Linked DNA regions of Homo sapiens: region 1 is linked to region 2. The links are chromatin loops, found by intact Hi-C in ENCODE. Cell type or tissue: heart left ventricle. All regions are shown on one strand. Each heading gives the region's core, and the rest is flanking DNA. Links, peaks and the distances in the headings are about the cores only.

What was found. Peaks named below come from ENCODE experiments on the same cell type or tissue, not always from the same donor. Only the 100,000 strongest peaks of a DNase experiment are listed, where the experiment ranks them.
Region 1: it touches region 2 in a loop (2.9-fold over the local background); 58 of 110 quality-filtered maps call a loop at or near these places.

What each region holds. Positions count from the first base shown.
Region 1 is chr17:28,835,682-28,851,982 of GRCh38, forward strand. It overlaps FAM222B (family with sequence similarity 222 member B), which reads right to left and starts at 7,109. Exons shown (of 3, transcript NM_001077498.3): 1 at 7,001-7,109. RefSeq lists enhancers at 1,963-2,846, 6,688-7,202 and silencers at 6,888-7,077, 13,130-13,179. In heart left ventricle, for the core only: a CTCF peak has its summit at 7,234; a DNase peak (open chromatin) is centred at 7,130; H3K4me3 peaks cover 2,126 bases; H3K27ac peaks cover 1,027 bases.
Region 2 is chr17:28,758,964-28,775,264 of GRCh38, forward strand. FAM222B (family with sequence similarity 222 member B) reads right to left here. Exons shown (of 3, transcript NM_001077498.3): 2 at 7,623-7,744; 3 at 1-913. The coding sequence starts at 7,704. It overlaps LOC124903965 (a long non-coding RNA gene), which reads left to right and starts at 11,831. Exons shown (of 3, transcript XR_007065689.1): 1 at 11,831-12,304; 2 at 13,304-13,416. RefSeq lists enhancers at 1,719-2,316, 2,317-2,913. In heart left ventricle, for the core only: CTCF peaks have their summits at 4,932 (motif pointing right) and 5,142; DNase peaks (open chromatin) are centred at 2,458 and 4,933; H3K27ac peaks cover 826 bases.

The DNA.
Region 1 (16,301 bases), core at 2,333-10,332, 77 kb after region 2:
TAGGGTCTCACTCTGTCGCCCAGGCTGGAGTGCAATAGCGAGTTTACAGCTCAGATTACTGCTCACTACATCCTTCATCTCTTGTACTCAAGTGATCCTCCCACCTCAGCCTCCCAAGTACCTGGGACTATAGGTGCATGCCACCACACCCGGCTCATTTTTTTTTATTTTTTTGTAAAGAGAGGGTTTCACCTTATTGCCCAGGCTGGTCTGGAACTCCTGGGCTCAGGTGATCCTCCTGCCTAGGCCTCCCAAAGTGCTGATATTACAGGCATGAACCACCATGCCAACTTAAATCACTTCTTATTTTTATTATATATTTTTTTCAGAGTCTCCCTCTTGTTGTTGCCCGGGCTGGAGTGCAGTGGCATGATCTCGGCTCACTGAGACCTCCGCCTCCCGTGTTCAAACAATTCTCCTGCCTCAGCCTCTCAGGTAGCTGGGATTACAGGCGTCCACCACCACACCCAGCTAATTTGTGTGTTTTTAGAAGAGATGGGGTTTCACCATATTGGCCAGGCTGGTCTCAAACCCCTGACCTTGTGATCCACCCGCCTCGGCCTCCCAAAGTGCTGGGATTACAGGCATAAGCCACCGCGCCTGGCCCTAAATCACTTCTTAAATGACCTATATTTTCCCATGAAATAGTATGATCCAGTGTTGTACCAAACCACCATTTAATAATTGAGCCAGCATACGCCTGTAATCCCAGCACTTTGGGAGGCCATGAGGCGGGCTTGTAGCAGGACAAGCCACAGACAAAACCCCTCAGATGCTGAGTTAAAGAAGGAAGGGCTTTATTCGGCCGGGAGCTTCGGCAAGACTCACGTCTCCAACAACCGAGCTCCCCAAGTGAGCAATTCCTGTCCCTTTTAAGGGATCACAACTCTAAGGGGGTCTGCGTGAGAGGGTCGTGATCGATTGAGCAAGCAGGGGGTACGTGACTGGGGGCTGCATGCACCAGTAATTGGAACGGAACAGAACAGGATGGGGATTTTCACAGTGCTTTTCTATACAATGTCTGTAATCTATAGATAACATAACCTATTAGGTCAGGGGTCGATCTTTAACTACCAGGCCCAGGGTGTGGCGCCGGGCTGTCTACTGGTGGATTTCGTTTCTGCCTTTTAGTTTTTACTTCTTTCTTTGGAGGCAGATATTGGGCATAAGACCCATATTGGGCATAAGAGGGGTGGGCTCCTCCCTTAAGCTGATCACCTGAGGTCAGGAGTTCGAGACCAGCCCAGCCAACATGGCAAAACTCCATCTCTACTAAAAGTACAAAAATTAGCCAGGCATAGTGGCGGGCACCTGTAATCCCAGCTACTCAGGAGGATAAGGCAGGAGAAGCTTGAACCCGGGCAGTGGAGGCTGCAGTGAGCCAAGATCGCACCCCTGCACTCCAGCCTGGGTGACAAGAGTGAGACTCCATCTCAAAAAGTAAATAAATAAATACATAAATTTAAAGGCCAGGTGCGGTGGCTCACGCCTGTAATCCCTGCACTTTGGAAGGCTGAGACGGGTGGATCACGAGGTCAGGAGATCGAGACCATCCTGGCTAACACAGTGAAACCTCGTGTCTACTAAAAACACAAAAAATTAGCTGGGTGTGTTGGTGGGCGCCTGTAGTCCTAGCTACTAGGGAGGCTGAGGCAGGAGAATGGCGTGAACCCGGGAGGCAGAGCTTGCAGTGAGCCGAGATCGAGCCACTGCACTCCAGCCTGGGCGACCGAGGGAGACTCCGTCTCAAAAAAAAAAAAAATAAATAAATAAATTTTTAAAAAAATTGAGCCAGCAAATCTGATTACCCCTCCTTGTATTAAATGCATCTGTAATAAAGAAAATTTAGTATTTTTCTTGTTAAATTGTAGTCCTTTTCACTATAAGTCACAGAGCTTTGACAGGGAAACAATCGAGACCCTGAGAGGTAATAAGACAGAAATAGATATTAAATACTTCTTTTTGTTTTTTTTTTTTTGTTTTTTGAGACGGAGTCTCGCTCGCTGTTTCGCCCAGGGTGGAGTGCCATGGCATGAGCTCGGCTCATTACCACCTCCACCTCCTGGATTCAAGCGATTCTCCCGCCTCAGTCTCCTAAGTAACTGGGATTACAGGCGGGTGCCACCATGCCCAGCTAATCTTTGTATTTTTAGCAGAGACGGGGTTTCACTTTGTTTGCCAGGCTGGTCTTGAATTCCTGACCTCAAATGATCCACCCACCTCGGCCTCCCAAAGTGCTAGGATTACAGGAGTGAGCCAACATGTCCGACCAATAATTTTGTTTTTAAATAGAATGTTTTTAGGCCGGATGCAGTGGCTGACGCCTGTAATCCCAGCACTTTGGGAGGTAGAGGCGGGTGGAACATTTGAGGTCAGGAGTTCGAGACCAGACTGGCCAGCATGGTGAAACACCATTTCTACTAAAAATACAAAAATTATCCGGGCAGTAGTGCCATGCCTGTAATCCCAGCTACTCAGGAGGCTGAAGCAGGAGAACTGCTTGAAGCAGGAGAACTGCTTGAGCCAGGGAGGCAGAGGTTGCGCTGAGCCAAGATGGCGCCACTGCACTCCAGTCTGGGCGACAGAGTGAGACCCTGTCTCAAAAAAACAACAAATAGGCCGGGCGCGGTGGCTCACGCCTGTAATCCCAACACTTTGGGAGGCCGAGGTAGGCAGATCACAAGGTCAGGAGATCGAGACCATCCTGGCTAACACGGTGAAACCTCATCTCTACTAAAAATACAAAAAATTAGCCGGGCGTGGTGACGGGCACCTGTAGTCCCAGCTACTCAGGAGGCGGAGGCAGGAGAATGGCGTGAACCTTGGAGGCGGAGCTTATAGTGAGCCGAGATCGCGTCACTGCACTCCAGTCTGGGCGACAGAGACTCCATCTCAAAATAAATAAATAAATAAATAGAATTTAAAAACAAAAAAAAGATTTTTGGCTGGGCGCGGTGGCTCACACCTGCAATCCCAGCACTTTGGGAGGCCGAGGCAGGCGGATCACCTGAGGTCGGCAGTTCGAGACTAGCCTGGCCAACATGGTGAAACGTCATCTCTACTAAAAATACAAAAATCAGCCAGGTATGGTGGTACGCGCCTGTAATCCCAGCTACTCAGGAGGCTGAGACCAGAGAATCACTTGAACACAGGAGGCAGACGTTGCAATCAGCTGAGATCTCGCCATTGCACTCCAGCCTGGGCAACAGAGTGAAACTTGGTATCAAAAAAAATAAAATAAGGCCGGGCATGGTGGCTCATGCCTGTAATCCCAGCACTTTGGGAGGCTGAGTCGGGCAGATCACAAGGTCAGGAGATCGACACCATCCTGGCTAACACGGTGAAACCCCGTCTCTACTAAAAATATGAAAAGAAATTAGCCAGGCATGGTGGCGGGTGCCTGTAGTTCCAGCTACTAGGGAGGCTGAGGCAGGAGAATGGCGAGAACCCGGGAGGCGGAGCTTGCAGTGAGCCGAGATCGCGCCACTGCAATCCAGTCTGGGCAACAGAGCAGGACTCCGTCTCAAAAAATAATAATAATGATAATAATAAGCCAATAAATATTTATTTTAGCCCCTGGTATGTCAGAGATTCACAGGAAGTCCTTAAATCTCCAAAGTTCCTCTCCCACTTTAGAAAAACTTCTCACACGAAAGGCAATCAAGATACTAGCCCACCCCTTTTTCTTCCCCAGGGAAAGAAATCCTCATTTTGTAAGGTCATTTACTACATAAAAGTAACCACAAGTAGGAAAGATAACAGAAGGAGAGGAGGACAGGAAATTCTCATCACAGCTGAACAAACCTCTATTATTTTAACATAACATGGGTGGCATTTATGCGCTTATTTGAACTGATGGAAATTTCCAGTAGGGGGAAAAATGCATTACCAACATTAAAAATAAATGTCCAACTATTAAAAAATAAAATAAGATAGCTATGCCCAGCTTTAACATTTTATACTCTACTCCATGTAGTAGTCAAACATGGAATAAATTTCTGTAATGACCTATCACAATAGTAACAAATGCTTTATTTTTAAAACTATTATCTTAAACAAAGTATTATAGACAAATAATCTATTGGGACGGTCAAGGAACTAAAGTAAAAAGGTTAAAATTATACATCACTGTGCATTTCCAGGAAAGAAAAGTGAAACACATTTTACCAGACAGAGAAGTTAAAAACAACCAGGTTCATTTTTCCCATTCCTGTAAATTCACTCCCCTTATTTGTGAATCTTCAAGAATCTAGTATAGCCCCTCCCTACCTTTACTCAGGTAAAAGACCAATCACTCATCAATTGCCAAAACGCCTTGACAGTTTAAGGTCTCAATCCTCAGAGTCAGCAAAGCTGAAGTGTCTATGTCCTTTTAAAAGGAGTCTGCATCTCTACTTTAGAAACCATTTTCTCACTGCGCTTGGTGGCTTACGCCTGTGATCCCAGCACTTTGGGAGGCCGAGGCAGGCGGATCACCTGGTTCGAAACCAGCCTGACCAAAATGGCGAAACCCCATCTCTACTAAAAATACAAAAACTAGCCGGGCATGGTGGTGGGTGCCTGTAATCGCAACTACTTGGAGGCTGAGGCAGGAGAACTGCTTGAACCCGGGAGGTGGAGGTTGCAATGAGCCGAGATTGCGCTACTGCACTCCAGCCTGGGCGACAGAACAAGACTCTGTGTCAAAACAAAATAAAATAAAAAGAACCCATTTTCTCTTTCCATAAACACATAGTTTGTCCTCTGCTTTGTCTACATTAAAAAACACGTCTCAGGAGTGTTTCTTCAGCCTCTCAGGAAAACCAAGACACCTCTTGGGCTCCTCTTCTGAGATATTCCACCTGAGAGATCCCACTGACAAGCAGGGTAACAAAAAGCAGAGCTAGAGGGCTGCCTTATGCATATCTGACCTCCAAAACAGCGACAGGTCCCCGGAGCAGCCAGAGACTCCTTTGCAAAGGAGAACTTTTTATAATTTAAAAATAATAAAATGGGCCAAGCACGGTGGTTCACGCCTGTAATCCCAGCACTTTGGGAGGCTGGGGCGGGCGGATCACCTGAGGTCAGAAGTTTGAGACCAGCCTGTCCAGCAATGGAGAAACCCCGAGTGTACTAAAAAAAATACAAAAATTAGCCGGGTATGGTGGCACGTGCCTATAATCCCAGGTACTAGGGAGGCTGAGGCAGGAGAATTGCTTGAACCCAGGAGGCGGAGGTTGCAGTGAACCAAGTTCGCACCACTGCACTCCAGCCTGGGTGACAGAGCAAGACTCCTTCACCCACCTCAAAAAAAATTATAATAAAATAAAATAAAAATAAAGATAACAAAATAGCCAGGCACGGTGGCTCACGCCTGTAATCCCGGCACTTTGAGAGGCCGAGGTGGGTGGATCACCTGACGTGAGGAGTTCAAGACCAGCCTGGCCAACATGGTGAAACCCCATCTCTACTAAAACTACAAAAATTAGCCAGGCGTGGTGGTGGGCATTTGTAATCCCAGCTACTCAGGAGGCTGAGACAGGAGAATCGCTTGAACCCGGGAGGCGGAGGTTGCTGTGAGCCGAGATGATGCCACTGCACTCCTGCCTGGCGACAGAGCGAGACTCCGTCTCAAAAATAAAATAAAATATAATAAACAAATTATATTTTCACATCCCTCACTGGGCAGCCCTCCCAGCTTGTCTCAAACTAGTTTTCTTAACTCTTTTTTCCAGACGGAGTCTCGCACTGTCACCCGAACTGGAGTGCAATAGCACTATCTCGGCTCACCGCAACCTCTGCCTCCCGGGTTCGAGTGATTCCCCTGCCTCAGCTTCCCAAGCAGCTGGGATTACAGGCGCCCGCCACCACACCCGGCTGATTTTTTGTATTTTTAGTAGAGACGGGATTTCACTACGTTGGCTAGGCTGGTCTCCAACTTCTGACCTCGTGATCCGCCCGCCTCGGCCTCCCAAAGTGCTGGGATTACAGACATGAGCCACTGCACCCGGCCTTTTCTCAACTCGTTAAAGCACATTAGTGCCAACTGTGTTATAAGGCAACATGAGTTAGCTATGTTCAGAAAATATTTTAATAGATTGGCCCTCCATCCTTTCGGGTGAGGAGCTGCAAACCGTTTGTAAAAACGCCGGAGTACGGTATTTTTCCTACAGAAGTCTGATGGCTAATTTATCACATTACAGAACTGGTAGTTCTGCACATGGTCTGCTGTGCCCATAAAGAAAGCACATATGTGTCTACTGAGGTTTTACAAACAATACGCTTCTTATCTTAACAGAGAAATCAGTCATTCCATTAACAACGGTAAGGTCTAAATTCCACTAACATTGTTGGTGATACATTAACATCAACATAGTACTTACAATTCACAATTTGCATAAACAATCTCAATTACATAGGTGATGCTTGCAATAGCCCGTTTGAAGCATGACATCTTCCTGGTGTTCAGAAAGGTTAAGTGGGACCTGCCCAAGGTTACCTAACAGCTTTATCAATGGTGGACTTCCTTTCGAACCTGCCTGACTCTAAGCCCCTAGCTCTTTTCCCTAGACCCCTCCCGGCTTTCAAAAGAGGGTTCCCGACTCCCATCCTCTACCCAGAGCAGCCTATTACTCCGGGAGACCGACCCTTCCCCTGCCTGGTTCAGAGGTGGCTTCTTAAGCTCCAGCAGAGCTTTCATCCTCCACCACCCTCCCCCCGCAATCATTCTCTGAAAGAAGCGGAAAGGAGAGGCGACCAAAAGCTCCTGGAGGAAGGGATGATACAAATGGGCTGCTTCACTCCACAGCACGCAACCCCGTCCCCCTCCACCAAGCTGTCCAGCTCTGCGGCCGGCGACCGGGCCACCCGTGCCCCAAATTCTCCCATCATCACCTCAAACTGTACCTCCCCCACGCCCTTCCGTCTCCCACAGTCAGAGCCCACCCCACAAAGTCATGTATCCTTCCGCTAAGTTACCCTCTTCCCACGCGTTGTCCACTCCCCCTCCACCACTACTCACGGTCGGTGACTGGGCCCGGCCCTCATGGCTGCTCCTTTGCCGCCCGCCGCCCGCCGCCACCACTTCTCCACTGCCCGGCCCCTCAGTCACCGGCGCAGCTGTGGGGACTACCCGGAGCCGCTCCTGCGCCTGCGCAGCGTGTAGCGCCTGGGCCCTTTCGGGCCGCACGCGCCTGCGCAGCCCCTGCCGGGGGCGTCTTCCTCAGTGCCTGATGGTCTGGACCCCTGGGTCTCTAGTGGACATGGGAGCTGGCCTTGAAGAATTCTGAGGCTTAGAGAATTTGGCGGCTGCCTCAGGGTACGCCTCTGGAGTACCGTGCCTAGGTTACTAAACCCTTGGATCGCGCTTCCCCAAGGAGCCACAGACTTACTGGCTCTTCCAGAATTCTGCATCCTACTTGCACTTAAAGGCCTGAATTCAGGTGCTCTGAGGTGACCACTGATGATAAATTTGGGTCTTTTTTTTTTTTTTTCTGAGTCGAAGTTTCGCTCTTGTTGTCCAGGTTGGAGTGCAATGGCGTGATCTCGGCTCAAACAACCTCCGCCTCCCGGGTTCAAGCGATTCTCCTGCCTCAGCCTCCCGAGTAGCTGGGATTACAGGCATGCACCACCACGCCCAGCTAATTTTGTATTTTTAGTAGAGACGGGGTTTTATCATGTTGGTCAGGCTGGTCTCGAACTCCCGACCTCAGGTGATCCACCCACCTCAGCCTTCTAAAGCGCTGGGATTACAAGCATGAGCCACCGCGCCCAGCCTGGGTCTTTTTTTTTTTTTTTTTTTTTTGAGACGGAGTTTTGCTCTTGTTGCCCAGGCTGGAGTGCAGTGGCGCGATCTCAGCTCACTGCAACCTCCGCCTCCCGGGTTCAAACGATTCTCCTGCCTCAGCCTCCTGACTAGCTGGGATTACAGGCTTGCACCACCACGCCTGGCTAACTTTTGTATTTTTAGTAGAGACGGGGTTTCACCATGTTGGCCAGGCTGGTCTCGAACTCCTGACCTCAGATGATTCGCCCGCCCCGGCCTCCCAAAGTGCTGGGATTACAGGCCTGAGTCACCATGCCTGGTAAAATTTGGGTCTCTTTCAAGATGATCGTGTCTAGAATGTATCGGGGGTAATTATGTAAAGGCAGCTTTGCCATCCTAGAATACGCTACTAGCTAGGAGGTGCAATGAAGTCCTGGGGACCTTGTCAAGGAGGTGACCTCGCCTAGAATGCACTGGGGACACCGCTAAGTTCAGTATGTTTATCAAGCACATGCTGTTTATTGGACAGAAATGTTCTAGGCATCGCGTGTATGCTATTGAGGAATTCGCAGGCAAATAGTCCCCTGCTTTCCAGCTCTCACTGTGAGCCTGGCCCTTTTTCAAACTGGTAAAAGAAAACCACTAAAGTCCAGTGAGGCCCAACTGTCAGTCCCTAGACTACTGTGCTGCTTTGGCATAGCCTGACAAGAGACTAAGCTCAATCGAGTCCTGAGAATTCAACAAAACAGACTTGAAAGCAGCAGGCAAGAGGAGGTACAGGACTAAACTCTCTCCTCATCACCATGGCTCTTTTTTCTCTCTCAACTCCAGCGCTGGTCTCCTCTCTTCAGAGTTTGGACACATAAGGCCCAAGATACAACGTAAGGGGGAAAAAGAGAAGAAAAAAAGACAAGTTGAGTGCTCAATGAGGAATGTTAAAAAAATTTAAATAGGCCAGGTGCAGTGGCTCACGCCTGTAATCCCAGCACTTTGGGAGGCCGAGGCGGGCGGATCATGAGGTCAGGAGATCGAGACCATCCTGGCTAACACGGTGAAACCCCGTCTCACTAAAAATACAAAAAATTAGCCGGGCGTGGTGGCGGGCGCCTGTAGTCCCAGCTACTCAGGAGGCTGAGGCAAGAGAATGGCGTGAACCCGGGAGGCGGAGCTTGCAGTGAGCCGAGATCAAGCCACTGCATTCCAGCCTGGGCGACAGAGCGAGACTCCGTCTCAAAAGAAAAAAAAATTAAAAATAAAGCTGGGCATAGTGACTTATGCTTGTAATCCCAACATTTTGGGAGGCCAGGTTGGGAGGATTGCTTGAGCCCAGGAGTTAGAGACCAGCCTGGGCAACATAGGGAGACTCATCTCTACAAAAAATCTAAAAAATAGTGGCCAGGCAAGATAGCTCATGCCTGTAAACCCAGCACTTTGGGAGGTTAAGGCGGGCGGATCACTTGAAGCCAGGAATTCGAGACCAGCCTGGCCAACACGGTGAAACCCTGTCTCTACTGAAAAAATACAAAAATTATCTGGGCATGGTGGCATGCACCTGTAGTCCCAGCTACTCAGGAGGCTGAGGCAGGAAAATCGCTTGAACCCAGGAACGGAGGTTACAATGAGCCGAGATCGCACCACTGCACTCCAGCCTGGATAACAGAGTGAGACTCCATCTCAATTAAAAAAATAAATAGGGCCGGGCGCGGTGGCTCAGGCCTGTAATCCCAGCACTTTGGGAGGTCGAGGTGGGCGGATCACGAGGTCAGGAAATCGAGACCATCCTGGCTAACACGGTGAAACCTCATCTCTACTAAAAATATAAAAAATTAGCCGGGCATGGTGGCGGGCCCCTGCAGTCCCAGCTACTTGGGAGGCTGAGGCGGGAGAATGGCGTGAAGCCCGGAGGCAGAGCTTGCAGTGAGCCAAGACGGTGCCACTGCACTCCAGCCTGGGGACAGAGCGAGACTCCATCTCAAAAAAAAAAAATACAAAAATACAAAAAAATTGGCTGGGCGTGGTGGTGGGCGCCTGTAGTCCCAGCTACACGGGAGGCCGAGGCAGGAGAATGGCATGAACTGGGAAGCGGAGCTTGCAGTGAGCCGAGATCGCGCCACTGCACTCCAGCCTTGGCGACAGAGCGAGACTCTGTCTCAAAAAAAAAAGGAAAAAAAGAAAAAATAAATAAATAGGCCAGGCACAGTGGGTCACACCTGTAATCCCAGCACTTTGGGAAGCCGAGGTGGGCAGATCATAAGGTCAGGAGATCGAGACCATTCTGGCTAACACGGTGAAACCCCATCTCTACTAAAAATACAAAAAATTAGCCGGGCATGGTGGCGGGTGCCTGTAGTCCCAGCTACTTGGGGGGCTGAGGTGGGACAATCAATTGAACCCGGGAGGTGGAGGTTGTAGTGAGCCAAGATTGCGCCACTGCAATCCAGCCTGGGTGACAGAGCAAGGCTCCATCTCAAAAAGAAAAATAAATAAATAAATAAGGGTTGGGCCTGGTGGCTCACGCCTGTAATCTCAGCACTTTGGGAGGCCAAGGCGGGTGGATCACGAGGTCAGGAGATCGAGACCATCCTGGCTAACACGGTGAAACCCCGTCTCTACTAAAAATACAAAAAATTAGCTGGGCATGGTGGCGGGCGCCTGTAGTCCCAGGTACACAGGAGGCTGAGGCAGGAGAACGGCGTGAACCCAGGAGGTGGAGGTTGCAGTGAGCCGAGACCATGCCACTGCACTCCAGCCTGGGCGACAGAGCAAGACTCCATCTCAAAAAAAAAAAAAAAAATTAGCTGGATGTGGTGGTGCACACCTGTGGTCCCACCTACTTGGGAGGCTGAGGTGGGAGAATCACTTGAACCCAGGAGGCAGAGGTTGCAGTGAGCCTAGACTACACTACACCGCAGCCTAAGGAACCGAGTGAGACTGTGTCTCAAAAAAATTTTTTTAATTAAAAAAAAAATGTTCAGGCCAGGTACGGTGACTCACGCCTGTAATGTCATCACTTTGGGAGGTGGAGTAGGCGGAGTTTGAGACCAAGCTGGGCCACATGGTGAAAACCCGTCTGTACAAAAAAATTACCAAAAAATTAGCCGGGTGTGGTGGCCCGCATCTGTAGTCCCAGCTACTTGGGAGGCTGAAGAGCGAGGATTGCTTGGGTCTGGGAGGCGGAGGTTGCAGTGAGATTCAACCATTGCACTCCAGCCTAGGGGAGCCAGACTCCATCTCAGTAAGAATAAAATTTTCCTCTTAAAAAAGAAAAGAAAATCCTCTATTAACCCCACAGCCCTCTCCTGCTCAATATTGGTCCTCAATATCCAAGGGTTCAGCATCTAGGAATTCAACCATCCGAAGAACAAAAATATCTGGGGAAAGGCCAAACGTGGTGTCTCATGCCTGTAAACTCAGCACTTGGGGAGGCCAAGGCAGAGGACCATTTGAGGCCAGGAGTTCGTGACCAGCCTGGGCAACGTAGTGAGACTCTGTCTCTGCAAAAGATTTAAAAATTAGCGCTGGGCGTGGTGGCTGACGCCTGTAATCCCAGCACTTTGGGAGGCCTAGGTGGGTAGATCACCTAAGGTCAGGAGTTCGAGACCAGCCTGACCAACATGGAGAAACCCCATCTCTACTAAAAATACCAAATTAGCCGGGCATGGTGGAACATGCCTGTGATCCCAGCTACTCGGGAGGCTGAGGCAGGAAAATCGCTTGAACCCCAGAGGCACAGGTTGCAGTGAGCCGAGATAGTGCCATTGCACTCCAGCCTGAACGACAGAGACTCCGTCTCAAAAGAAAAAAAAAAGAAAAAGAAAAAATCTAAAACTTCCGTGACCCCAAGTTACAAGGTGTAACTTTATCTTCCTTACTAAAATAGTGTAGTGGGCCGTGCGTGGTGGTTCATGCCTATAGTCCCAGCACTTTGGGAGGCTGAGGCAGGCGGATCACGAGGTCAGGAGTTCGAGGCCAGTTTGGCCAACATGGAGAAACCCCATCTCTACTAAAAATACAAAAAATTAGCCGGGCATTGTGGCGGAAGCCTGTAATCCCACCTACTCCGGAGGCTAAGGCAGGACTATTGCTTGAATCTGGGAAGTGGAGGTTGCAGTGAGCCGAGATCGTGCCACTGCACTGCAGCCTGGGCGACAGAGAAGGACTCTATCTCAAACATAAATAAATAAATTAATTAAATAAAGAAAAACAAGGCCGGGCGCGGTGGCTCACTCCTGTAATCCCAGCGCTTTGGGAGGCCGATGTGGGCAGATCACGAGGTCAGGAGATCGAGACCATTCTGGCTAACATGGTGAAACCCCGTCTCTACTAAAAATACAAAAAATGAGCCGGGCGCCATGGCGGGCGCCTATAGTCCCAGCTACTCCGGAGGCTGAGGCCGGAGAATGGTGTGAACCCGGGAGGCGGAGCTTGCAGTGAGCCGAGATAGCGCCACTGTACTCCGGCCTGGGCGAAAGAGCGAGACTCCGCCTCAAAAAAAAAAAAAAGAAAAGAAAAGAAAGAAAGAAAACAAAATAGTGTAGTGAAGATGAAGGAGAGAGAAGCAGATGGAGCCTGCGCATGTTGGCTCACATCTGAAATCCCAACACTTTGGAAGGCTGAGGTGGGTGACTTGAACCCTAGAGCGGTGTCTGGCACATAGCAAGTACTCAATAGATTTTTGTTCAGGAGCGAATAAATGACATCTTTCTCTGGGTTGGCTCTCCCCTTCTGGTATCAACATGACTGCAGCAGCTCCAGATATTATGTCTTCTTACATCCAGCTCCAGTGGGAAAGAAGCAAAATTCTCCTTGTACGTTTTATCTCCCTGGGTTATGTGCCCATCTCTAAAACAATCATCATGGGCTAGAGAATGTTATACGCTGATTGAGTTGGTTCCGAGTTGTGTGCTCCTTGCCTGGGGTGAGCCTCATCCAACCACATGGTCTGAGTTTGCAGTAGGGGTGTTTCTATGGATAACTATATTGTATATAATGAATTAATGATTGGCAGGGGAAAAATCCACTATTCTGCCCTTGGTAAGAAATTCAAGTAGGGGCCCGGGCACGGTGGCTCACGCCTGTAATCGCAGCACTTTGGGAGGCTGAGGAAGGTGGATCACGAGGTCAGGAATTCAAGACCAGCCTGGCCAAGGTGGTGAAAGTGTGTCTCTACTAAAAATAAAAAAATTAGCCGGTGTGGTGGTGGCTACCTGTAATCCCAGCTACTTGGGAGGCTGAGGCAGGAGAATCGCTTGAACCAGGGAGGCGGAGGTTGCAGTGAGCCAAGATCGGGCCACTGCACTCTAGCCTGGGCGACAGAGCAAGACTGTCTCAAAGAAAGAAAAAAAGAAATTCAAGTAGGGAAATGGCTCAGAAGACCCGCAGTGGTTCAAATATAGGAATATATGTTGTTGTCATATAGTCTCCAGCAGGGGGCGCCACCTTCCCCTCTCCCCTGGGAGCCAAGAGTCTAGACTGGGCCACCAGCCCATACCCCTAGTCCTGGCAGCACTGATTCCCCACCAGAACTGAGCTCATGTTAAGTGGGGGATGACCCGGCCGGGCGCGGTGGCTTACGCCTATAATCCCAGCACTTTGGGAGGCCGAGGCGGGAGGATCACGAGGTTAGGAGATCGAGACCATCCTGGCTAACATGGTGAAATCTCGTCTCCACTAAAAATACAAAAAATTAGCCGGGCGTGGTGGCGGGCACCTGTAGTCCCAGCTACTGGGGAGGCTGAGGCAGGAGAATGGCGAGAACCCGGGAAGCGGAGCTTGCAGTGAGCCGAGATTGCGCCACTGCACTCCAGCCTGGGAGACAGCGAGACTCCGTCTCAAAAAAAAAAAAAAAAAGTGGGGGATGACCCAAGAAAGCACTGTAATTGACACTTAGCGATTTTCTACTCTTCGGACCCGGGGCCATGGAGCCTTGAGTAGAGTTGTTTTTTTTAAATCAGCATATCAACTTATTTTCTCTTCTACCCCAATTCCTTCCCTGCTATTCTCTACACTCCAGGAACTCACCAGCAGGGAGCAGGCCGCAGCTAATTTTGGTACCACTTAAGGGTTGCCCATTCTGGCCCCCCTTCTACTCTCTCACCCTCAAATCTTTGTATCTGGAGTGTTTTCTTCCAAGAAGCTGCAACACCCAAGGTTGGTAACTCTCATAACCAACCCACACAAGCGCCCACCTCCTCTTTAGGAAGTGGCCAAATTTGGCATTTTTTTCATTACAGCCTGCCATTCCTAGATGTTTTCTACATTAAAGAAGAAGAAAAAAAATCACTGTTTTCTCCTTAACTTCAAGCTACCACTCTCTCCTCTTTCCCTATAAGGGAAGAGAAAACAAAAAGTTGAAATGTAAAAATTCCCCTCCTCACCAGGCGCAGTGGCTCACGCCTGTAATCCCAGCACTTTGGGAGGCCGAGGAGGGCGGATCACCTGAGATTGGGAGTTCGAGACCAGCCTGACCAACATGGAGAAACCCCGTCTCTACTAAAAATACAAAAAATTAGCCAGGCGTGGTGGCGCATGCCTGTAATCCCAACTACTCAGGAGGCTAAGGCAGGAGAATCACTTAGAACCCAGGAGGCAGAGGTTGCAGTGAGCCGAGGTCATGCCATTGCACTCCAACCTGGCCAACAAGAGTGAAACTCTGTCTCAAAAAAAAATTCCCCCTCCTCCCATTATTTAAGCTATTGTCCTATTGTCATCACTCTCTTCTCTGCCCCATAAAGCTGTGAAGCCCTTTGCCTCACTCTTGATAGCATGAGGGGCCAGCGGGCAGGGATTGCGATTTGAATTTCTGAACTGTTTTTCCTTCCACTCTGGGTACTTGCTCAGGCATTGGAGTCTCCTCACCCTTGGCCATATGAGTTTCTTTTTTTTTTTCTTTTTAAGACAGAGTCTTGCTCTGTCGCCCGGGCTGGAGTGCAGTGGTGCGATCTCGGCTCACTGCAAGCCCCGCTTCCTGGGTTCACGCCATTCTCCTGCCTCAGCCTCCCAAGTAGCTGGGACTACAAGTGCCTGACACCACGCCCGGCTTTTTTGTATTTTTAGTAGAGACAGAGTTTCACCGTGTTAGCCAGGATGGTCTCGATCTCCTGACCTTGTGATCCGCCCACCTCGGCCTCCCGAAGTGCTGGGATTAGAGGCTTGAGCCACCGCGCCCGGCCGGCCACATGAGTTTCTTTAGAATCCTTTGGTCAACTGGGACCTTGATTTTGAAACAGTTTAGTCTCGGGTATTTTTGTTCTGTTTGTTCTGTTTGTAGGTTCTGTCTGTTTGCCTATTTTCTTCTGTCTGTCGGTTTTTGTTGTTTTCATCATTGTGGTTCTAGAAACTTCTCGTGTGCAGTGTCTGACCAATTTTGAACAGGTTCTTTCTATAAAAATCAAAAATTGTAAAAAAATGTTCCGCCAGGCATGGCAGCTCACACCTGTAATCCCAACGCTTTGGGAGGCCAAGGTGGGCAAATCACAAGGTTAGGAGTTTGAGACAAGCCTGGCCAATATGGTGAAACCCCGTCTGTACTAAAACTACAAAAATTAGCCGGGCTTGGTGGGGTGCGCCTGTAATCCCACCTACTCAGGAGGCTGAGGCAGAAGAATTGCTTGAACCCAGGAGGTGGAGGTTGCAGTGAGCTGAGATCGCACCGCTGCACTCCAGCCTGGGCGACAGAGGGAGACTCCATCTCAAAACAAAACAAAACAAAACAAAAAAATGTTCCAAGGCTAGGGGCAGTAACTCACACCTGTAATCTCAGCACTTTGGGAGGTCAAAGCAGATGGCTTACTTGAGCCCAGGAGTTCAAGACCAGCCTGGGCCAAGCCAGGCATGGTGGCTCACACCTGTAAGCCCAGCACTTTGGGAGGCCGAGGTGGGTGGATCACCTGAGGTCAGGAGTTCGAGACCAGCCTGGCCAACATGGTGAAACCCCATCTCTACTAAAAATACAAAAAATTAGCCGGGCGTGGTGGCAGAAGACTGTAACCCCACCTACTTGGGAGCCTGAGGCAGGAAAATAGCTTGAACCCGGGAGGCAGAGGTTGCAGTGAGCCAAGATCATGCCATTGCACTCCAGCCTGGGAGTCTCAAACGAACAAACAAACAAACAAAAGACCAACCTGGGCAACATGGTGACAGCCTGTCTCTATAAAAAATACAGAAATTAGGCTAGGTGCAGTGACTCATCCCTGTAATCCCAGCACTTTGGGACGCCAAGGCGGGCAGATCACCGGGTCAGGAGTTTGAGACCAGCCTAGCCAACATGGCGAAACCCTGTCTCTACTAAAAATACAAAAATTAGCCAGTGTGGTGGCGGGCACCTGTAATCCCAGCTACTCGGGAGGCTGAGCCAGGAGAATCACTTGAACCAGGGAGGTGGAGGTTGCAGTGAGCTGAGATCGCACCACTGCACTCCAGCCTGGGCAATGAGAAAGACTCCATCTCAAAAAAAAAAAAAAAACCAAAAACAGAAATTAGCTGGGCGTGGTCAGGCACATCTGTAGTCCCAGCTACCTGGGAGGCTAAAATGGGGGAATCACCTGAGCCCAGGAGG
Region 2 (16,301 bases), core at 1,717-9,716:
GCGTGGGTGTGCTCCATGGGATTGACCACACATGAAGGCATTGGTGTGGGGACGCTGTGGGTCGACACCCGGGTGCTTGCATTGATGAGCAGACTGCGACTAATGGGGCTGGGGTTGGCGATCTGGCCCTCACACACTGAGGTAGTGCTGATGCCTGCCCTCGTCTGGCAAAACTGGTTGATCTGGTGCACGATGCTACTCAGGTCCGGAGGCTGGCTGTGCTGCAGAGTGGCCGCCATTGAAAGGGGGATAGTTGAGGTAGACACGGTCACATTCGGGGGGGCATCTGAGTCTGGCATCTTCCGGCCTCCATGCAGCAAGGGATTGTGGGGGTGCTGGAGACCCTGGTGAGCCAGGGCCTGAGGGTGGACCAAGCCCTGGGTTTGGGCCATGGGCTGAGGGTGGCCCAGGCCCTGAGGCTGCTGGAGGCTCTGAGGGTGGGACAGTGCCTGGGGTGGCGGGATACCCTGAGGGTGCTGCAGCGTCTGGGGAGGGGCATGGGCCAGGGTCTGTGCATGCTGCAGGGCCTGCTGGCGGGCCAGAGCCTGGGCCTGGGGGTGGGCTAAAGTGCTGGGTGCCACAGTAGCATAGGGTGCCACTGGGGGGTTCATGATGGCCTCAGGGAGCAACCGGGCTCGGGTGCCGTCAAAGTCCTTGAGTATGCTTTTGGCTGGCACTTTGACAATGGCAAGCAGGCCTGCCTTGGTGGCAGCCTGTGTCGGGTAGGGGCTGTAGCGCTGGGCTGATGTGTCGAGGCCGTTCACAGTACGACGAACGTGTTTCCGCTGGGGAACCTTCACACTGTTGGGGAAGATTTTTATAGTCAGTGGGTTGTTTGCGACCTTCTTAGCATACGCATCCAATTCGGCTGGGGTAGGATAGTGAGCAGTTCTCATTTTCTGTGTAGTGTCCCCTAGAGAGAGAGAATGGGAAGGAGAGCAAAGAGGGAGAGGGAGCTCATCAGTGCCAAGGCAAACAGCCCTTCCAGATTCCCCTTTTGAGGGCCTGGGGTGGGGTGGGGAAATGACTAGATTGTCATCTGTAGCCTTCATTCGAGACCCAGCTTCAGTCTTCACATTAACAAGCACTGCTAATGTTCAGTAAGTGCTTATAGTGGGCCAGGCCTTCTGCCAGATGACAGGCCATCTCAATGAATCCTCACTATTGCTGTAGAAGCAGGCACTATCATCATTTACATTTTATAAATGAGGTAAGTAGAGATCAGAACAGCAAAGCATCTTTCAAAGTCTCATATCTTGCAGAACCAGAATTTGGCCAATTCTCAGAGAGGTAACCGAGAGTTCTCCCCCTACACAGAAATTCAGGGTCGCTGGGCACGGTGGCTCACACTTGTAAATCCCAGCATTTTGGGAGGCCAAGGTGGGTGGATCATCTGAGGTCAGGAGTTCAAGACCAGCCTGGGCAACATGGCGAAACCCCGTCTCTACTAAAAATACAAAAAGTTAGCCAGGCGTGATGGCAAGCACCTGTAATCCCAGCTACTTGGGAGGCTGAGGCAGGAGGATTAATTGCTTGAACCCAGGAGGCGGAGGTTGCAGTGAGCCGACATCGCACCACTGCACTCCAACCTGGGCGACAGAGCAAGACTCTGTCTCAGAAAAAGAAAAAAAAAAAAGAGAGAAATGCAGGGTCTGGAACTCTACCAGCCCATGTGGCTTGGGGGTAGGTTCTAAGCAAAGCTCCTTGTCAGGGCCATGGTGGCCCTTCAGTCTAGAGGGTACCCAGAGCTACGACTCTTCAGTCTGCAGGGACCAATGAGGGATCAGCTTTCCCTTGCATCTTGGCAGCTGGGGGGCTTTGCCCACTGGGTGGGCACCCTGAACAGTAGACAGAATGCTTCCTTTCAGGAGCAGAGGAATAAGCTGCCAACATCTCTCCCCTTCCCCATGTCACAAGTTCACTTTTGTTTACAGTTTACTCTATGCCCGACTGGATGAGGATCAAAGGCTTTATTTATTTGCTTGAGAAGGAAGATAATAATGACAGGGCAGCAGGGAGGGAATTGAGAAGAAAGGATTCAGAGCATCTTTCAGTCCTTTCAGTCCTGAGAGCCAAAAATAGTCTGTATTTGGTCCATGTCAGCTGTCATTTTCCAAAAAGAAAGAGGAAAAACCTGCCTGCCTTTGGAGACTGCGGAAATGCCCACTCGGTGTGCCTCATTAATGTTAACAGTCTCTTTGTTCCCATCTCCTGTTGCCTCCCATCAGGGGGCTCAGCGGATGTCCGGCTTCCAGTCAAAAAGGAAAAGGTTCTGAGAACAAGGGCTCTTTAAGGATGCCAACCTCCTGCAAGGGGGCTCTGCTCTACTCTCTCGTCTCTGAGGGAGGGTCTCCCCTGAGTATACACAAAAGGTGCCTAATAAATGCTTGCTGAATGAGTACACAGACTGCCCAAAGCAGAAGTGGCTTGGCAGGAAGCCCAGGCTCAGCTAGCCGACTCTCTCCTTACTTCCTCCTCTTGCAAAAGGCAGGAGGATAGGCCAACGACTAATCTGACTGAATGCCCAGCTTGTGGCCTCAGGTGGCCTTGGCCCAAAGGAGACTCTATTCAAAGTCACATCACTGGGCATCACCTAGAACAAAGGTAGGCTAATGAGCATATTAGAAGGAAAATGGGTACAGCTCTCTTTGTTTGGTGATAATGCTGGTTAGCAACTCCTGCTCTGGGAAGCAGGAAAAGAAAGCTCAAGTCAGGAGGGGCAGAGAGATTTGGGCCCATGCTCACAAGCAGATCTGGGCAAAAAGAGCCAGGCATCCCCACCTCCCAAAACAGGTCTGTGCTTTCAAATACTGGCAAAAAAGTCTGGGATCACTGATTGAGAGCAAGTCCCTAAACTCAAGACATCAGAATTCCAACAGAAGCTGCCTTGGTCAACCACTGTACCTATGTGTCTTATTGGTCATAATCTCATATAATACTCCTAGCACAGTGCTTTAAACCTAGCCCACCTCCATGCTGGTGGGCTTCTCTCCTTGAAATCCAAGTAGAAGTCGTATAGTACCTTGATGAGTAGAAGAGTCCCTTTGTTCCAAGTTAGTACCAACTCTGAGGTTTTTTTTAGCAGAGGCAAGGGGGAAGCTTGACCTCATTCAGGAGTATGGAAGGGGACACTTATCCACATTGATTAGTTTTCTTTGTCCTGCCTCCACTGATGCTGAAATGGTGAAGAGGGCTGTCAAAGGATTCAGAAATAAAGTGAAATGAGGGTAGGGAGGGTGGCCACAAGGCTACAGTAGCTTTGTTAAGGAAGAACCCCAAAGATGAGTACAGTATATTGAACAAAAAAGGGGTATCATTCTGGGAATACAGCACCATCTACCTCACATACCAGACTTAAGCCTAACTCTTAAAAAAAGTTTTCTGCTGGGCGCAGTGGCTCATGCCTGTAATCCTGGCACTTTGGGAGGCCGAGGCGGGTGGATCATGAGGTCAGGAGTTCAAGACCAGCCTGCCCAGCATGGTGAAACCCTGTCTCTACTAAAAATACAAAAAATTAGCCTGGGATGGTGGAGCGCACTTGTAGTCCCAGCTACTTGGGAGGCTGAGGCAGGAGAATTGCTTGAACCCGGCAGGTGGAGGTTGCAGTGAGCAAAGATTGCACCACTGCACTCCAGCCTGGGTGACAGAGCGAGACTCCATCTCAAAAAAAAAAAAAAAAAAAAAAGTTTTCTCAGCTGGGCATGGTGGCTCACGCCTGTAATCCCAGCACTTTGGGAGGCCGAGGTGGGTGGATCACGAGGTCAGGAGTTCAAGACCAGCCTGGCCAAGATGGAGAAACCCCGTCTCTACTAAAAAAATACAAAAAATTAGCCGGGCATGGTGGCAGGTGCCTGTAATCCCAGCTACTCGGGAGGCTGAGGCAAAGAATTGCTTAAACCCGGGAGGCAGGGTTGCAGTGAGCCAAGATCGCACCACTGCACTCCAACCTGGGTGACAGAGTAAGACTCCGTCTCAAAAAAAAAAAAAAAAGTTTTCTCAACACTTATCACAGCCCCCACACAGGCACCCTGACTACTTATTTTCTTCTGTAATGTATTTCTGTAACTACACAGCCAACACAGATACCACAGCTTTGTAAGCGACTTACTTAAATAGCTTATACCAATAGTGTCATTAATAGAGACATAGACAATGTAGGGAATAGGAAATCTGTAGTTTGTAAAGGGTTAGAGAAACCTGTATTCAAGTACTAGCTTCATCATTTGCCCATACTGAGAGCCTGTCATTCCTCAATTATCAACAGGGATGAATTCTGCTCTCCTACTTCACAGAATTACTAAGATCGAGAGTCAATGAACATTTTCACTAAATGAGCATTTTCATTGAAAATGAAACAATGATGGTCAATAGTTACCATTCAAGGATAGCAGATGTGGCTGAGTCTGACCACAGACAACACAAAGAAAACTGACTAAGGAAGCCCCAACTGCAGGACAACCTGGCCTTCAGCCTGAGAGTTAAATGTAACAGAAAGCACTGCTGTCTATTCCAGGATGGACTGGAGGCAATTTTCTGCCTGAAATTCAGTCCTCCCAATGGAGACCTCTCTGTTCATCCTTCTGTTTTGAAGGTCAGAGGGCACAGGTGGCATAGGCAACAGGAACCTCTATCTGTAGGCAGAGAGGCACAGGCAATGTGTTCAAACACAGATTTCAGAGTCTGAGCTGAGTATGGGCCAGTCACAGGACTGTCATGTGGCACTGGCAAGTGACAAACCCTCTCTCTATACCTTATCCTTCTGACAAAGGCAAGAGAGTCTTCCATATGGAATTTTTGAGGAATGGGTGACAACATATGTGAAAATATTCAATATAGTGCCTGGCACATGGTAGCAACTTGACAAATGTTAGCTATTATTTCTATGACTTTATCCAGTCATTGGGTCAATCTGCCATTTCCAGACCCCTCCACTAGGGGGCAGATATGCACATAAAGAAGCAGTAAAAGAAGGTAATTTTGGCATTTGTCCCCAGAGCCCCAGTGTTCTGCCATGGAAGGAAATCAAAGTTGTTATCTGAAGATGGTTTAAGGACCAAGGACCTTTTATCAGCTATTCAAACAGTAAATATTTACAGAGCCACTACTATATTGTGATCCTGAGAAGGGGAAATACAGAGCAGAGGTTTAGGATTAAGAAAGAAAAAATTTCCAGTGGCGCATGCCTGTAATCTGAGCTACTCGAGAGACTAAGGCAGGAGCACTGCTTAAACCCGGGAGATGGAGGTTGCAGTGAACCGAGATTGCGCCACTGCACTCCAGTCTGGGTGACAGAGGGAGACTCCATCTCAAAAAAAAAAAAAAAAAAAAAAAGGGCCGGGCATGGTGGCTCATGCCTGTAATCCCACTACTCAGGAGACTGAGGCGGGAGAATCACTTGAACTTGGGAGGCGGAGGTTGCAGTGAGCCGAGATCGTGCCACTGCACTCCAGCCTGGGTGACAAGAGCAAAAGTCCTCCTCAAAATAATAAAATAAAATAAAGTGGGCTGGGTGTGGTGGCTCACACCTGTAATCCCAGCACTTTGAGAGGCCGAGGCAGGCGGATCACCTGAAGTCGGGAGTTCGAGACCAGCCTGACCAACATGAAGAAACCCTGTCTCTACTGAAAATACAAAATTAGCTGGGCGTGGTGGTGCATGCCTGTAATCTCAGCTACTCAAGAGGCTGAGGTAGAGAATCGCTTGAACCCAGAAGGCGGAGGTTGCGTTGAGCCGAGATCACGCCATTGCACTCCAGCCTAGCAACAAGAGCAAAACTCTATCTAAAAAAAATAATTAAAAAAAAAATAAAAATAATAAAAGTGAACACCAAGATAAAGCTGCCAATTTGCCCGTCCTCCAAATGGCTTTTCCCTTGATATCACATCTTTGGGTAAAGCTGTCAGAGTGTGTTAAGGAACCCAGAACAAAGGAAGCTTCTCTTTGTCATCTTACTGCATGCCTCTAAGTACGTTCCCTCTCCAGTTGTGTCCCCAGAAGCCCAGAAATAGGCACGATGCAGTTAGGATGCTGATTTGGATGACCAGAGAGTATAACATAACACCTTCATCACCCAATCATCACTTATTAAGATAAAGGATGGGTTGAGAAAGCTATAGCAGAGCTTGCCTTATTGTGTCAGGCAACTGTAGAAGGAGGACTACCACCTTCAGCTGTTATTACATAGAGCTGGATTCACTGGCCAAATTCCAGAACTAGCCAGGCTCTGAGTCTTACGCTCTCTCAAAGAAATGAAGTCTAAAGGCTGGACCATTTTTAACTTCTGATGATGTTCTCACATGGCAGGGGCTGGCAAACGACAGCCTGCGTGCCTGGTCCAGTTGCTGTTTTTTTGTAAAAAAGTTTCACTGGAACACAGACACCCTCATTTGTTTATTGTCTGTGGCTGCCGTTGCCCTACAATGCCAGAGTTGAGTAGATGCAACAGAGACCACATGGCCCACAAAGCTTAAATTATTGGCTATCTGGGCTTTACAGAAAGTTTGTTAACCCCTGTCATAAGGGGTTCAGTTAAGGTGCTGAAGCACCTTTCCTATCAAAGGGAAGCCTAGCCACCTCAATGATTTCCCCTTTGTGCTCTGAATGGAAGGTCTATTCCAAATTTAGGGCTGTTTTTACACCTGAAGATACTATACATGGTAATGTGCCAAGAATAGAATATTTTCCTTGCAGATCATGTATTACAGGGAGAGAAGGTAGGAAGGAGTCCGGGAAAATATGAAGTATAAAACCCCAATTCCAGAAAGTTAAGACAAGAATCTAACAGTTTTCAAAGGCTCAATCTTCTGGGAAGTGTATTAGCAGGAAAATGCCCAGAGAGACTGAGAAAGCTAGCTCTCCATCTCTTCTGAGGGCAAAAGCTCCCTGACTTCCTGTGAACTAAAGTCACACTGACTCAGAAGGCAGGTAGCAAAGCCAAAGGGAACTGTCTGTTTCCATGGTAGACTACTAAGAGAGTTCAAAACAAGAGAACAGCATAGTTTATTTCAGAGATATAGTAAGTAATCTGGACTGTGAGTTTTCATTCAATTCCCTATGAAGGTTCAAACTGAAACACCTTTTTTAAGGGTGATATATATATATATATTTCCCCTGAAGCTCTTTATAGTTTTGTTGTTCAACAGAAAGCTATCAGCAACAATTAAAATTGAGATACAATGGGGAATTACAGAATTTAAGCAGACCCCTAATGGCTGGACACAGTGGCTCACACCTGTAATCCCAGCACTTTGGGAGGCCAAGTTAGGGGCATCACCTGAGATCAGGAGTTTGAGACCAGCCTGGCCAACATGGTGAAACCCTATCTCTACTAAAAATAGAAAATTAGCCAGGCATGGTGGTGGGCACCTGTAATCCCAGCTACTCGGGAGGCTGAAGCAAGAGAATTGCTTAACCCGGGAGGGAGAGGTTGCAGTGAGCCAATCAAGATCGCGTCATTGCACTCCAGCCTGGGTGACAAGAGCAAGACTTCGTCTTAAAAAAAAAAAAAAAAGAAAGGTGTCAAAATTCAAGGTCAGTGTACCCCAGATGTGCTTCAAGGACGGCCCAAATGTAGAGACAAAAACAAAGAATCACACATGCTCCATAGGATCCAGATTACTTACATTTCTGAAGTCCAGTGTTCATCTGCGTGTGAGAAAGAAGCTGAAAGGACAGGTCACCTGGCCCTGGTAGACAGGCTAGCATGGCAGATTGGCATCAACACAACATGGGGCAGTGGCTCACACTGTAATGAACAAAAACAAGGTCATGAAACACAAGGCAACTCATTCGAAGAAGAGAGTAGGAACACTGGATATGACTGGCGTGAGGCCCAAGTTTAGACACATAAAGCAATTTAATTAGCAGTGTGTTGGTTGAAAGTATACTTACATCTTTATCTGTGACGACAATTTGCTGTCAAATATCACTATGGTTAAAATGATTTTTCAGTTACCACAGATGTATGGATGGGAGAAATAAAACTGGAAAGCACCTATTCATACAACTGGAAAGTACAGGTGCATTTATAATGTCTCAGTATTCCTGAGGAGAGTGGGCCCTCATAGGGCCTGGCTCAGCCAGCCCATTTATAGGCCTGGTTGGAGACCAGCCAGACATTTTCAGAAGCAGCACATTATATGATTGCAAAGGTACCCAATGTCTGACTTGTGAGCCAGTAATATGAACCCACTTTTATTTTATTTTTTTTGAGACGGAGTTTCACTCTTGTTGCCCAGGCTGGAGTGCCATGGTGCGATCTTGGCTCACTGCAACCTCTGCCTCCCAGGTTCAAGCGATTCTCCTGCTTCAGCCTCCCGAGTAGCTGGGATTAAAGGCACCCGCCACCACGCCTGGCTAATTTCTTTGTATTTTTAGTAGAGACGGGGTTTCACCATGTTGGCCAGGCTGGTCTCGAACTCCTGACCTCAGTTGATCCGCCCACCTCGGCCTCCCAAAGTGCCGGGATTACAGGTGTGAGCCACTGCACCCGGCCATGAACTTACATTTATTTACTTATTTATTTATTTATTTAAGACAGAGTTCTGCTGTCACCTAGGCTGGAGTGCAGTGGTACAATTTTGGCTCACTGCAACCCTTGACTCCTGAGTTCAAGCGATTCTCGTCCCTCAGCCTCTCTAGCAGCTGGGATTACAGGCGCATGCCGCCATGCCCAGCCAATTTTTGTACTTTTAGTAGAGATGGGGTTTCACCATGTTGGTCAGGCTGGTCTCAAACTCCTGACCTCAGGTGGTCCGCCCGCCTCAGCTTCCCAAAGTGCTGTGATTACAGTCATGAGCCACCGCACCCGGCCGAACTCACTTTTAAATGGAAGGAGGAAAGCATCCTAGGAGGCACAATTAACCACTGTTAAAGCAAATTCTGTTTGCAAATTTCTGGGGCTTCACCCTTCCTGACATGCAATTAGACCTCCTGAACTACCTCTCCCACCCCCTCAAAAGAAATGCATTGCTCCCAGACTAAAGCAAGGAGAAAGGCTGCCAGCAGCTCTCTTCGTGCAGGCAATCCTGACATGTCAAGACCGCACGAGTTTCATTAGTGATGTTTACCAACCAGACATACACAGCCCAAGCAAGCAGACATTGATGGGGCCTTCTGTAGCGAAAGAAGCCCTGTCAACAATGCAAGCTCCTTAGGTAACAGAAATACGATTTTCCTAAATAAGTACACGAACTTCTTTTCCCATATTTCAGAAACCAAGGTGGCAAATTATGGCTTTAGATCACAGCAAAAAAGGAGTGGGGGAAAAGCTCAAAAGTTAAAGACGACAAAAATCTCCTTATTTTCTTGAGAGGGCTCTCTCAGGTATATTAAACTACCTTGTCATGATGAGTATCAGAGGGCTCCTGCTTCCAAGACCAGGTAGCTGAAAAGACACTTTGTAAAAGAGGCTGCTCAAACTGTGTCTAAGATAGCAACTGCAGAAAGAACTGAAGATTGAATGCCTTAATGAGAACAGAGCTGTCCAAGAGTTCTGGCACAGCGTCAGTCTTTTTAAGATCTCTGGTGGGTGGGAAAACAGAATGAACACAGTGAGCCAACTTCAGTGCCTCAAGAAAAAAAAAAAGTCTTGGCCGGGCACGGTGGCTCACACCTGTAATCCCAGCACTTTGGGAGGCCGAGGCGGGCAGATTACCTGAGGTCAGGAGTTCGAGAACAGCGTGGCCAACGTGGTGAAACCCTGTCTCTACTAAAAATACAAAATTAGCTGGGCATGGTGGCGCATGCCTGTAGTCCCAGCTACTCAGGAGGCTGAGGCAGGAGAACTGCTTGAACCCAGAAGGCAGAGGTTGCAGTGAGCAGAGGCTGCGCCACTGCACTCCAGCCCGGGCCACAAGAGTAAAACTCTGTCTCAAAAAAAAAAAAAAAAAAAAAAAAGAGAGACTTCTGTTGGGGTCTGGATGCTGATCTTTACATAATAACTTCTCCCTTAAGACCCTAACACAGCTGAAGGCAAACTCCAAGGAAAGGAAGAGAATTAACAAGTACTGGGAGCTAAAACTGTGAAATGGGCTGTATGAGGGGCTTTAGTGATGTTTTCTTAATTGAGTCTCTCAAGCCTTGGAAACAGGTAACAAACTTCACCTGTCATCTCATCATCTCTAGATGGGATTACTATTAGCCTTCTAAATGGTCTGTTCCACGCTTACCCTTTATCACCCAATCTATTCTCTATTCAGCAATGTTAGTTCTTTTTTTTTTTTTTTTTTTTTTTGAGATGGAGTCTTGCTCTGTTCCCCAGCCTGGAGTGCAGTGGTGCGATCTCGGTTCACTGCAACCTCCGCTCCCGGGTTCACGCCATTCTCCTGCCTCAGCCTCCCGAGTAGCTGGGACTACAGGCGCCTGCCACCATGCCCGGATAATTTTTTTTTGTATTTTTAGTAGAGATGGGGTTTCACAGTGTTAGCCAGGATGGTCTCAATCTCCTGACCTCATGATCCGCCCGCCTCGGCCTCCCAAAGTGCTGGGATTACAGGCGTAAGCCACCGTGCCTGGCCCAAACGGGGTTTCACCCCATGTTGGCCAGGATGGTCTCGATCTCTTGACCTCGTGTTCCGCCCGCCTTGGCCTCCCAAAGTGCTGGGATTACAGACGTGAGCCACCGCGCCCGGCCAATTCTGTTAACTGAAAGTCAGAGCAGCTTAAATATCTCTAATGACTTTCCATCTAAGAATAAAATACAAAATCCTAACATGGACCCCAAGGCCCTCCATGATCTATTACTACTGGTTCTCTGACCTCACCTTCTGACCTACCCTGCCCTCTCTTGCTGACTTACTTCCAGCCACCATGGTCTCACCATGGTTTCCCTGCAGTTCCTTCAACGAGCCAAACACGCTACCGCTTTAGGACTTTGTCCTTACCATTCCCTCTGCCTGGAATGTTCTTGCCCCAGATGTCTACTTATTTTTCTAGCTCCCTCACTTCATTCAGGTTTCTGCTTAAATGTCACTTCTTAAGGGGAGGGCTTCTTTGACCTCCATGTCTAAAACAGTATCCTTATTTCCCTCATTTTTTTCTTTTAAAATCTATCCTGAGACCCTGAACTCAACAATTCCTCCCACACAATTAACCCCAGGCACGTGGCCCTTCCTGTTGTTAACTCCTCTATTTCCCTCACTTTTTACCACCATCATTACCACCTGTTTTACGTCCATCTCTCTCCACCCCACTAGGATATAAACTCAGTAAGAACAGACCCTTGGTTCGTTTTGTTCATTATTATATCTAGAAAAGCATCATCTACTAACACTTACGAGGCTCTCCATAAGTAACTGTTGACCATATAAAAGGCAGATTGTTATTAATTTTTTGAGGTTGTCATTTAATCTACATATGTCAATCTATTAATGATGGCAGAGCCCAGGACTGAAACCTAGATTTGACTTTTCCCAAAGCCTGTGGCTCACTCTTCAACTCCAGGTTCTATCAGTTTCCTTTTTCTTCAGACAGCCTATCAGCCAGGCTGGAGTGCAGCAGTGCCATCTTGGCTCACTGCAACCTCCACCTCCCACGTTCAAGCGATTCTCCTGCCTCAGCCTCCCAAGCAGCTGGGATTACAGGTATGCACCACCATGCCCAGCTAATATTTTTTTTTTTTTTTTTGAGACAGAGTCTTGCTCTCTCACCCAGGCTGGAGTGCGGTGGCGCCTTCTCGGCGGCTACAATGCTCCGCCTCCTGGGTTCCCGCCATTCTCCTGCCTCAGCCTCCAGAGTAGCTGGGACTACAGGCGCCCGCCATCATGCCCGGCTAATTTTTTGTATTTTTAGTAGAGACAGGGTTTCACTGTGTTAGCCAGGATGGTCATGATCTCCTGACCCCGTGATCTGCCCGCCTCAGCCTCCCAAAGTGCTGGGATTACGGCGTGAACCACAGTGTTGGGCCATATCAGTTTCCATTTTGAATAGTACATTCAGAAGGTTCTAAGGGTCACAATGTCTATGATTAAGAGGCAATTATATATATATATGTGTGTGTGTATAAATATGTGTGTGTATATATATGTGTGTGTATATATATATATTTTTTCTTTTTTTTTTTTTAAAGGAGAGGGTGCAATGATGCTCCCTAGCTAGTAAGAGTCCCATCTTGGCCTTCTAAGGGAAAGATAGGTAAATGAAAAGACTGCTAAATCCAAGGTCAGACAGCATATAGAAGGCTTTATAAAAGAACAGGAAAACTCAGAACACTAAATAAGAGAGTGCTTTCTTGGACTCTGCAGTTGGCCTCAATCATCGGATCTGGAATATTACTTTTTACGATTTTGGAAGCCGATACACACCTGTAAGTAATAACTGAGGAAGGTAGAGTATGATTAGTCTTTTTACCTTTCAGTGTGTATCAATGTTAAGTGAACAAGAGCAAAAGGAAAACCATATATTTAGTATTTTGCAACATATATAAAATAACAACACTGGCTGGGCGTGGTGGCTCAAGCCTGTAATCCCAGCACTTTGGGAGGCCGAGGCAGGGGGATCACAAGGTCAGGAGTTTGAGACCAGCCTGGCCAACATAGTGAAACCCCGTCTCTACTCAAAATACAAAAAATTAGTCGGGCGTGGTGATGGGCACCTGTAATCCTAGCTACTCGGGAGGCTGAGGCATGATGATCGCTTGAACCTGGGAGGCAGAGGTTGTCGTGAGCTGAGATTTTGCCACTGCACACCAGCCCGGGAAACAGTGCGAGACTCCGTCTTAACATGAAAAACATGAACAGCCGCTACTATCTGAGGGCAATTTTTTGTCTTTATACTTTGGCATGTATATTATTTCTACAAATAATTTTAAAGGCCAGGTGCGGTGGCTCACGCCTGTAATCTCAGCACTTTGGGAGGCCGAGGTGGGCGGATCACGAGGTCAGGAGATCGAGACTATCCTGGCTAACACAGTGAAACCCTGTCTCTACTAAAAAATACAAAAAATTAGCCAGGTGTTTGGTGGCGGGCACCTGCAGTCCCAGCTACTCAGGAGTCTGAGGCAGGAGAATGGCATGAACCCGGGAGGCGGAGCTTGCAGTGAGCCAAGATGGCGCCACTGAGCTCCAGCCTGGGCAACAGAGCGAGACTATGTCTCAAAATAGTAATAATAATAATTTTAAAATAAGGGGGAAAAAATCACTGATAAACCAAAAACCTCAACCTTAAGAAACGTTCACATCTGTATAGCTAATACTCTGACGATGGGGATACAAAAACACCTTCACTCAGTGGTCTTGCAGATATCATTTTTTTCCCAGTATTTTTTGGAAAGAACCAATCTTTGTCTTTTTTTCTCCTTCTTCAGGGAACTTTATGAATCCAGAAAGAGCCAACGTTTGAATGATTACTGCAATCTCACATCTATTAAATCCTGATACCTGCAACCAAGAGATGAGTAGGAGATGTGGATCCTAAGAGGTGACCTGTAACATACTGCCCCTCAAACCACATCTTTGGATTTCAATAGAAAGAACAGAGAGAGGCCGGTCGCGGTGGCTCATGCCTGTAATCCCAGCACTTTGGGAGGCCGAGGCGGGCGGATCACGAGGTCAAGAGATCGAGACCATCCTGGCTAACACAGTGAAACCCCATCTCTACTAAAAAAAAAATACAAAAAAAAAAAAAAAAGAACAGAGAGAATTAAACCAGCTAGGGCCACACGCGGTGGCTCATGTCTATAATCCCAGCACTTTGGGAGGCCAAGGTGGGCAGATCACAAGGTCAGGAGTTCGAGACCAGCCTGGCCAATATGGTGAAACCCCATCTCTACTAAAAATAGAAAAATTAGCTGGGCATGGCGGTGGGCACCTGTAGTCCCACCTACTCAGGAGGCTGAGGCAGAAGAATCGCTTGAACTGGGGAGGCGGAGGCTGCAGTGAGCCGAGATCGCGCCACTGCACTCCAGCCTCGGCGACAGAGCGAGACTCTGTCTCAAAACAAAACAAAAGAAAAAACAGCTAAACTATGGCAAAGAGGCATTAATGAATTTATTGATAGCAAACAAAGAAGTAAAGATAAGAGGTGAATTCAGCAGACTCCAGAAAGTCAACTTTTGGTTTGGGCAGGAAGGAGTGAACCAGTAAGAAACAGAGCTTGAGGTCCTCCGTGATTACAGTCCCAAGAAGAAACTTCCACAAGTCTAGAATACTCTAGAGCTCTCACTGGCATGAAACGAACTGCTAAGATTACAGTCCATAATTTGTGATCCTTGCTTTAAGAATTCTGGGATCCAGGGCAGGTGCGGTGGCTCATGCCTGTAATCCCCAGCACTTTGGGAGGCCAAGACGGGTGGATTACCTGAGGTCAGGAGTTCAGGACCAGACTGGCCAACGTGGTGAAACCCCATCTCTACTAAAAAAAAATACAAAAAATTAGCCGGGCGTGGTGGTGGGTGCCTGTAATCCCAGCTACTCGATAGGCTGAGACAGAATTGCTTGAACCTGGGAGGTGGAGGTTGCAATGAGCTTAGATCACATCATTGCACTCCAACCTGGGCAATAAGAGTGAAACTCTGTCTCAAAAAAAAAAAAAAAAAAAAAAAGAATTCTGGGATCCAATCAGGCACATTGGCTCACGCCTGTAATCCAAGCACTTTGGGAGGCCAAGGTGGGAGGATCACATTAGGTCAGGAGTTTGAGACCAGCCTGGCCAACATGGCAAAACCCCATCTCTACGAAAAATACAAAATTAGCCGGGCATGGTGGCATGTGCTTGTAATCCCAGCTACTCGAGAGGCTGAGGCAGGAGAATCACCTGGGTCCAGAAGGCGGAGGTTGCAGTGAGCCGAGATCATGCCACTCCACTCCAGCCTGGGCGACACAGCGAGCCTCTGTCTCAAAAAAAAAAAAAGAATTCTGGGATCCATTTGTCATCCTTTCCAGAAGACTTCCTCCAGTACTAAGAAAGTCCACAAGCCCCTTGACCAGTTTCACTGACGTCAAGAATCAGATCCTGCTAGGGTAGAAAAGGTACGGAATGAGCTCAGACTGTGGCAAGGTCATGAGGGTTGTGATGAAACAAGAATGAAACAACCTCTCCCCACAACATATTCTAGAAAGCAGAGATGTCAGAATAAAGGAATCCTCCAGAGGCCTGGCGGCTGAGTGGAGGCATTTTATTTAAAAGCTTCAAACTACCCACACCTTTTGATTACCATCTGGCTTTTTCTATTTTTCTTTTGTTTTCTTTTTTTTTTTTTTCCTGGACAGAATTGACTGGGGTCTGACTTTTTCTTAAATGTAAATTCCAATATAATTTTACAGCTGGTATTTCCAGAATTAGATCCAGAAATCAACACTAGCACTACTCTCTGAAAGTGTTTCAGAATGCAACTCTTAACTGCTGAAGAGAATCAAGTAGTAACCTGGAGCAGGCCAAATGAGTTACAGACATTACAGAGAAAGATCGATCACTTTGGCAGAGCCTCTCTGTGAGCTTTAGCTAGTTTTCCTAACGCCAGCTGGTATGCTACGTTAGCTACCCAAGGCAGGGGGACTATGGTATCACAGTGACCACAGAACTAAGCTTTTCCAACTCTCCTGGGGCACCTGCACAAGTGCTAGCATTTCCCAGACTACCTCTAATTAAGGAACAAACCTTTTTCCCTACTGGAAAATTCAAAAGTGCTTTCATCTCTGCTCCCTGCCCCCGACCAGAAGAGGTTTTATTAGAGTTCTGATGTCACACTCTCTGCTTTCCTGGGTGGCATCTGAAAAAGGACCACCTGTGCCTTCAGGGTAGATTTGTGCCAGTGAGAAAACCTCAGCTTCAGGAATTCATGACCAGCCTGGTCAACCATGGTGAAACCCCGTCTCTACTAAAAATACAAAAATTAGCTGGGCATGGTGGCACACACCTGTAATCCCAGCTACTCAGGAGGCTGAGGCAAGAGAATCGCTTGAACTCGGGAGGTGGAGGGTGCAGTGAGCTGAGATGGCACCACTGCACTCCAGCCAGGGTCACAGGGCGAGACTCCGTCTCAAAATAAATAAATTAAATAAATAAATAAATAAATAAAACAAACAAAAAAAATCTCAGCTGTATTTTTTTTTTTTTTTTTGAGACAGTCTTGCTCTGTTGCCCCGGCTGGAGTGCAGTGGCGCGATCTCAGGTCACTACAACCTCTGCCTCCTGGGTTCAAGCAATTCTCCTGCCTCAGCCTCCTGAGTAGCTGGGATTACAGGTGTGCACCACCATGCCCGACTAATTTTTGTATTTTTAGTACAAACAGGGTTTCACCATGTTGGCCAGGCTGGTCTCCAACTCCCCACCTCGGCCTCCCAAGGTGCTGGGATTACAGACAT